Linked DNA regions of Homo sapiens: region 1 is linked to region 2. Evidence: chromatin loops called from intact Hi-C (ENCODE). Cell type or tissue: ascending aorta. All regions are shown on one strand. Each heading gives the region's core, and the rest is flanking DNA. Links, peaks and the distances in the headings are about the cores only. Region 1 overlaps RAD51B (RAD51 paralog B). Region 2 overlaps RAD51B (RAD51 paralog B).

Region 1 (2,923 bases), core at 274-2,773, 91 kb before region 2:
TCCATATGAGCCCTTGGTCCTCACAGCATTCTTAGAGAATCACCCGGGAGCTTTTTGAAAATGCAAAATCTCTGGCCTCACTCCAGACCTCCTGAATCAGAATCTGCATTTGAACAAGATCCTCCAGGTGATTCTCATGCACATTAAAGTTTGAGAAGCACTGAGCTTAACATTTGGGTATTCTGCCTCCCGTAGGAGAAGATGGGTGACTGGGTCATTAGTTTGGTTGTTCTGTGATCTGGTTTGGCTCTGTGTGCCCACCTAAATCTCATGTTGAACTATAATTCCCAGTGTTGTGGGAGGGACCTGGTGGGAAGTGATTGGATCATGGGGGTGAATTTCCCTTTTGCTGTTCTTGTGATAGTGAGTGAGTTCTCATGAGATCTGGTTATTTAAAAGTGTATAGCCCTTTCCGCCTTTGCTCTCTCTCCTGTTCTGCCATGTGAAGATGTGCAGGCATCCCCTTCGCCTCCTGCCACAGTTGTAAGTTTCCTGAGGCTTCCTCAGCCATGCTTCCTTAACAGCCTGTGGAACCGTGAGCCAACTAAACCTCTTTCTTTATAAATTACCCAGTCTCAGGTAGTTCTTTATAGCAGTGTGAGAATGCACTAATACAGTCTCCTTGTCTCTCTGTAGTGTTATTTTCTTCATGCCATGCTATTCTGAGCTGCAACTATTTTTGAGCCATGTGATATTGATGCTAAGGTAGAAGATAATATTCTCAATCCTTTTGATTATTTTTTCTCTCCTAAAGTCATAATTTGTCCACTTTCCTTCCTTCCTTAATTGGAGTACCAGGACTAGCCTGAGGGTCAACATTTATACTCTCTTTTTTTTTTTTAATCCTTGTTTTCTTCCCCAGCAGCCACAGGTCAAGTTCTTGCCCCTTCTAATGGTCTGGTCATTTCTTTTCCTGTCTGCCTGAAACTGGCAGACCCTGAGAACTGTCTACAGGCCTATAGCTAATTCTCAGTTTTTCCTGGATAGTTTTAATAGTATGGATGTCATCCTGACTCTTAGCTTCTTTTCCTTCTCCCACCAGTTCTCTGCCATTCAGCTATTTTACCGCTGCTTTTCTTTTTACTAAGATGTGCCTATCTCTGCATCCATGAGGCCTCTGTTTCCATTCTACCTTGCAGCCATCTGCTTCTCACTTTTGCTGTTGTTGCTCGTAATTGTAAGTTTAATATAAGCAGCAGCCTCAGGAGACCCCATGAAAGCAATCTTCTGGAAACAGTCAAAGTGCTGGGAATTTGATGGTTGGATCTGGGAATATCAATAATGTCTACAACTGATGAATGTAGCTGGCTATAGATTCTGAAGTACTCCAGTGCGTCATCAGCATTTCATGAGTATACTGTCTGTGTGATTTTTTCACAGAGTTTCCCTTTGAATTTTATGTCTGCAGAGTTTCTAAACACTGCACCTGGCTCATACAGTTACAAGCCTTCTTTCTCAGTATTTATATAGTTGTTTATTCAGTCTCCAAGATGATTAGTTATTTGAGATGAGTAGAAGTTGCATCTATTCATGTAATCAGAGCTTGTTTTCTTGCTCACTGGTGGCCAGATACAGGTCATAATAGTATTTTATTTTCTTAACTTTGAATAGCGTTAAAGGGGAGTGGACTCATTTGAATTACAGGAGGTACTGAAAGAAAACTATATTATTCATTACATTTTGTAAAGCAAGGAACAAAGAGGAATAGTTGTTTCCTACCATGGTAATTTCAGACTCTGAAAGATCTGTTTATAAGCCAAATGTAGACATACCTATCCCTAACCCAGATTTTTTTATGGTCTTCAATTTTGTAATTATTTAGAATTGAAGGGTTTTTTTTCCTTTCTGCCACATATTTTTGTACACACCCTTTCTCCCTCCCCTTTCCCATGCTTTTGTTTCCTTGAGAAAAGGAGCGTCCCTCTTAGAGCATAGAATAAACATTCTTTGTGAAGTGTGACTTATTTATGCTTCAGGGGTTGTCAGTGTATACACAATAGAGAAGGTGATGGAGGCTCCGAGGCATGCCAAGTCAGCACTTTGTGCATGTTGAGGCCAAAGAGCATGTTAAGCAGGCTTAAAAAATTTTAACAAGTCAGAACATTTTACAATTTCCATATTTATCAAACATGTCAGGGGATGGGATCACAAAGCCTTCCAGGGATTAACTGCCTCTCTGACTTGAACTGTTTTATTAAGATGGAAGAAGCCAAGTTCTCAACACCCTGTGATTTGCTCTAATAACCACAAGAATCAGAATGTAGGTGATCCTTGCTGAATGAAAGCAATCCTAAGGCTAAATGCTCTTTGAATGGGGAAAAAAAAAAACTCTCTCAACAGATGAACTATGTGTGAAACTTTCTAACAGAGCTTAGGAGTTTGAAGTTTATTTACCTAGAGCTTCAGTTTTATTAATTCTCTGGTTGGTGGTTCTTGACCTTTGACACCCAAGGACTTAGACTGTGAAGCCTAAATAGAAGGCATTCAGAAACCTGAAGACATTCTCAAAGAGGGGTGGCCATTGGCTTTTTTGGGGTTGGCAAAACATCCTAGAGTTATTATTTGTTTTTACATGTTTGGGGTTTGGCAGATCCTAAGATGCATTTTGCCAAGCACTTTCCTTTGAATTTTAGTACAGGAATATCTTGGGTGGAATTTAATTCGTGATTCATTTGCATTATACTGATCAGAATGCCATTTTGGAAAAGATATCTGATGACTGAGAAATATTAGGAGATTTACAATTTTTAAGTACCAACTTTTTCTTAGATGGGAAGAAAAATGGAATTCAAGCCCCAATTATTTTCAGTGAGATTTGGAACTTGGAATCTTGAACTAAGTAGTAGTTTCCAAATGTGTCTGTATTACTTTCTCTACAAAAGCGAACCAGACTACTTCCCTGGCTTGATCTGCAAATCTTTAG
Region 2 (2,923 bases), core at 166-2,665:
CTGCATTAACAAAAGTACATGTCAAGATCAAAGATGGACATATTCGCTGGGTGCGGTGGCTCACGCCCGTAATCCCTGCACTTTGGGAGGCCAAGGCAGGCTGATCACCTGAGGTCAGGAGTTCGAGACCAGCCTGACCAACATGGTGAAACCCTGCCTCCACTAAAAATACAAAAATTAGCCAGGCGTGGTGTCATGCGTCTATAATCCCAGCCACTTGGGAGGCTGAGGCAGGAAAATCGCTTGAACCCAGTGGGCGGAGGTTGCAGTGAGCCGAGATCATGCCACTTCACTCCAGCCTAGGTGACAAAGCGAAACTCTATCTCAAAAAAATAAAAAAATAAAAAGATCGACATATTCTTCCTATCGCTCTCTGTTCTGGTCAGACCACCTTTTGTTTGACTGCCATGTGTTCACAAAGATTTTTGATAAATGTTCATTTAGGAGGGAACCAATCAGATTATAGATTGGAAATCAAGTCACCTGAAGTACAGTTCAACAAGCTGAGATTACTTAGCCTAAAAAAGAGAAAACTTTGGGGATATGTTTAAGATAGACTTGTTTAATTATATAAACTAACCAGTTAATAGCATTTCTTATTGGAAGGATATTAAAGAGTTTACAGAGTCAAAGAGAAGAAGGAAGAATCAGGCTCAGAAAGGACAGGGAAAGAACAGCTTAAGAGGGCTCAGTAAACCTGGCAGTCACATTCTTCTGGGCTTCACTGCCAAAGTTATCACACTCCAGCAACTTTCAGTGTTTTTGTTAAGATTCAAAACTAGGGGATCTGGCTTGGGTCATATGTTCACTTTTTGGCTAAAGAATGGCAGGGAATCTTGACTCATAATCCCATTAGGCTGCATTCAGTGGGGTAGAGGTAATTTTCCTCAAAGATTTGGGGTGCTATTATCAAAATAGTAAGGAAATATATGCTGTACAGACAAAAAGTAATGAATATCCACAAAGGTTATGTGATCATAATCTTTGAATATTGGAAAGAGGAAGATGAGCCTTGGTAAGGATGTAAGGCAATAGTTGGAATATCCATGGAGGCATATGTGTTTCAACATCAGGAAGAACATTCTAACAATTAGAGCTCTTAACAGGCTGTATTGTGAGTTATGGACTTCTTATTCATAGTAGGATATTCTTTTCATTGCATGTGGTGGAAACGTGACTTGAACTAGCTTGGTAAAAAGAGGAAATTAGTGGAAAGATATTAGGAATGTCTCATGTGAACAAAGAAAGGATTGAACAGCCAAACTGTGGAGAGGGCAGGCATCCCACTGGGCCCCAGAAACTGCTAGAACCAGAGACTCAAATGCAGCTTTCCTTATTTCTCTTTCTTTCATCTCTGCTTCTCTCAGAGTATTAGCTCATTTTCCCTCTGCAGACTTACTCTCTCATGCACATTATGTGAAACATGATTGCTAAGCATGCCTGGGTTATACATCTCCCAACAATCAAGAGAAACTCTCTCTAGCACATTTAGTGAGAAAAACCTTGGAAAAATTCTCTGGTCCAGGTTGGGCCAAGTGCCCAATTCTGAACAAATCAACCAAGGCCAAGGGGCAGGACCCCTAGTTTGGTTCCAGTGCCTTCTCTGGACTGATCTCGGGATGGAAAAAATTGGCTCTTAGGAGAACTATAATTGAGAAAAGCAGTTCACAGAAAAAAGAGGGATGCTTTTTCCAGAAAAGAATGTGGGGGGCAGGCAATATAGTAATTGCATGTATTCAAAGGTTAGCTCAATCAGAAATATTAGAGAAATGAATCTTATGTTGGTGGGAATTTGAACTGGAAGAACTTGAAGTTCTTTCCAACTCAGAGATGATGTGATTCTAGCTGTTTTTCAGGTAAGGCAGGCACATATTGGTTTATACTAGGAATTTTCTTTTTCCACGTATTTCTACTCAAGGATTACTCTGTTTGGAAACTGAGGAATATTTATTCAGCTGTTTTTGAATTTGAGGATAGAGGAAAATGTTTTATTTTCTAAAAATGAATGTCTGGTAGAAGAGAAGTCATGTATGCTTTTTAAAAAATGGAACCTGTGGCTTTAAAGTCACATTACCTTCAAAGACAGTACTCTTAAATCTGAATGATTTTTTTTTCTTTTTGAGACGAAGTCTCACTGTGTTGCCCAGGCTGGAGTGCAGTGGCGTGATCTTGGCTTACTGCAACCTCCACTTCCCGGGTTCAAGCGATTCTCCTGCCTCGGCCTCCTGAGTAGCTGGGACTACAGGCGCACACCACCACGCCTGGCTAATTTTTGTATTTTTTTAGTAGAGACGGAGTTTCACCATATTGGCCAGGCTGGTCTCGAACTCCTGACCTCGTGATCCTCCCGCCTTAGCCTCCCAAAGTGCTGGGATTACAGGCATGAGCCACCATGCCTGGCCAAATCTGAATGATTTTTTTAAGATTATTTTGGCTTGTTAAGAAAACTTTTTTTTTTAAATAATTATATATTCATAGCAAGGTACAAAGAAATGTACAGCGAGGTCATATATATCCTTCACCCAGCCTTCCCCAGTGTTGACATATTCCATGGCTCAAGTACAGTATCAAAACCTGGAAACCAATATGGGTACAACCCATAAAACTTATTTCACCAGTAATGCATGCATTCATTTTTGTGTGTCATCATGCGTAGCTTTGAATAACCACTAGCATCCATCAAAATGCCTCACTGTATTATCAGAAGCCTCTCGTGCCACATCCTGCTAGCCACACCCACCCCATCTCATATTCCCTAACCTCTGGTAACCGTGAATCTGTTCTCCATCTCTGTAATCATGTTATTTCACAAATATTACATAAATGAAATTATACAGTATGTAGCCTTTTGTAATTGGCTTTTTCCACTTTTCTTATGGTTCATCCAAGTGGTTATGTGTATATAGAATTCATTTATTTTTAT

Evidence for each region. Hi-C counts contacts between places; a loop is a spot of excess contacts. Peaks named below come from ENCODE experiments on the same cell type or tissue, not always from the same donor. Only the 100,000 strongest peaks of a DNase experiment are listed, where the experiment ranks them.
Region 1: it touches region 2 in a loop (2.1-fold over the local background); 4 of 110 quality-filtered maps call a loop at or near these places.

The regions. Positions count from the first base shown.
Region 1 is chr14:68,040,735-68,043,657 of GRCh38, forward strand. The region is part of intron 7 of RAD51B (RAD51 paralog B); the gene reads left to right. Among named protein-coding and RNA genes, the nearest start is that of RAD51B, 220 kb to the left of the region's middle. In ascending aorta, for the core only: no CTCF peak of the experiment used is centred there; no DNase peak of the experiment used is centred there; H3K27ac peaks cover 642 bases.
Region 2 is chr14:68,131,370-68,134,292 of GRCh38, forward strand. The region is part of intron 7 of RAD51B (RAD51 paralog B); the gene reads left to right. All of the region lies in intron 2 of LOC105370546 (a long non-coding RNA gene), which reads right to left. Among named protein-coding and RNA genes, the nearest start is that of RAD51B, 310 kb to the left of the region's middle. In ascending aorta, for the core only: no CTCF peak of the experiment used is centred there; no DNase peak of the experiment used is centred there; H3K27ac peaks cover 1,276 bases.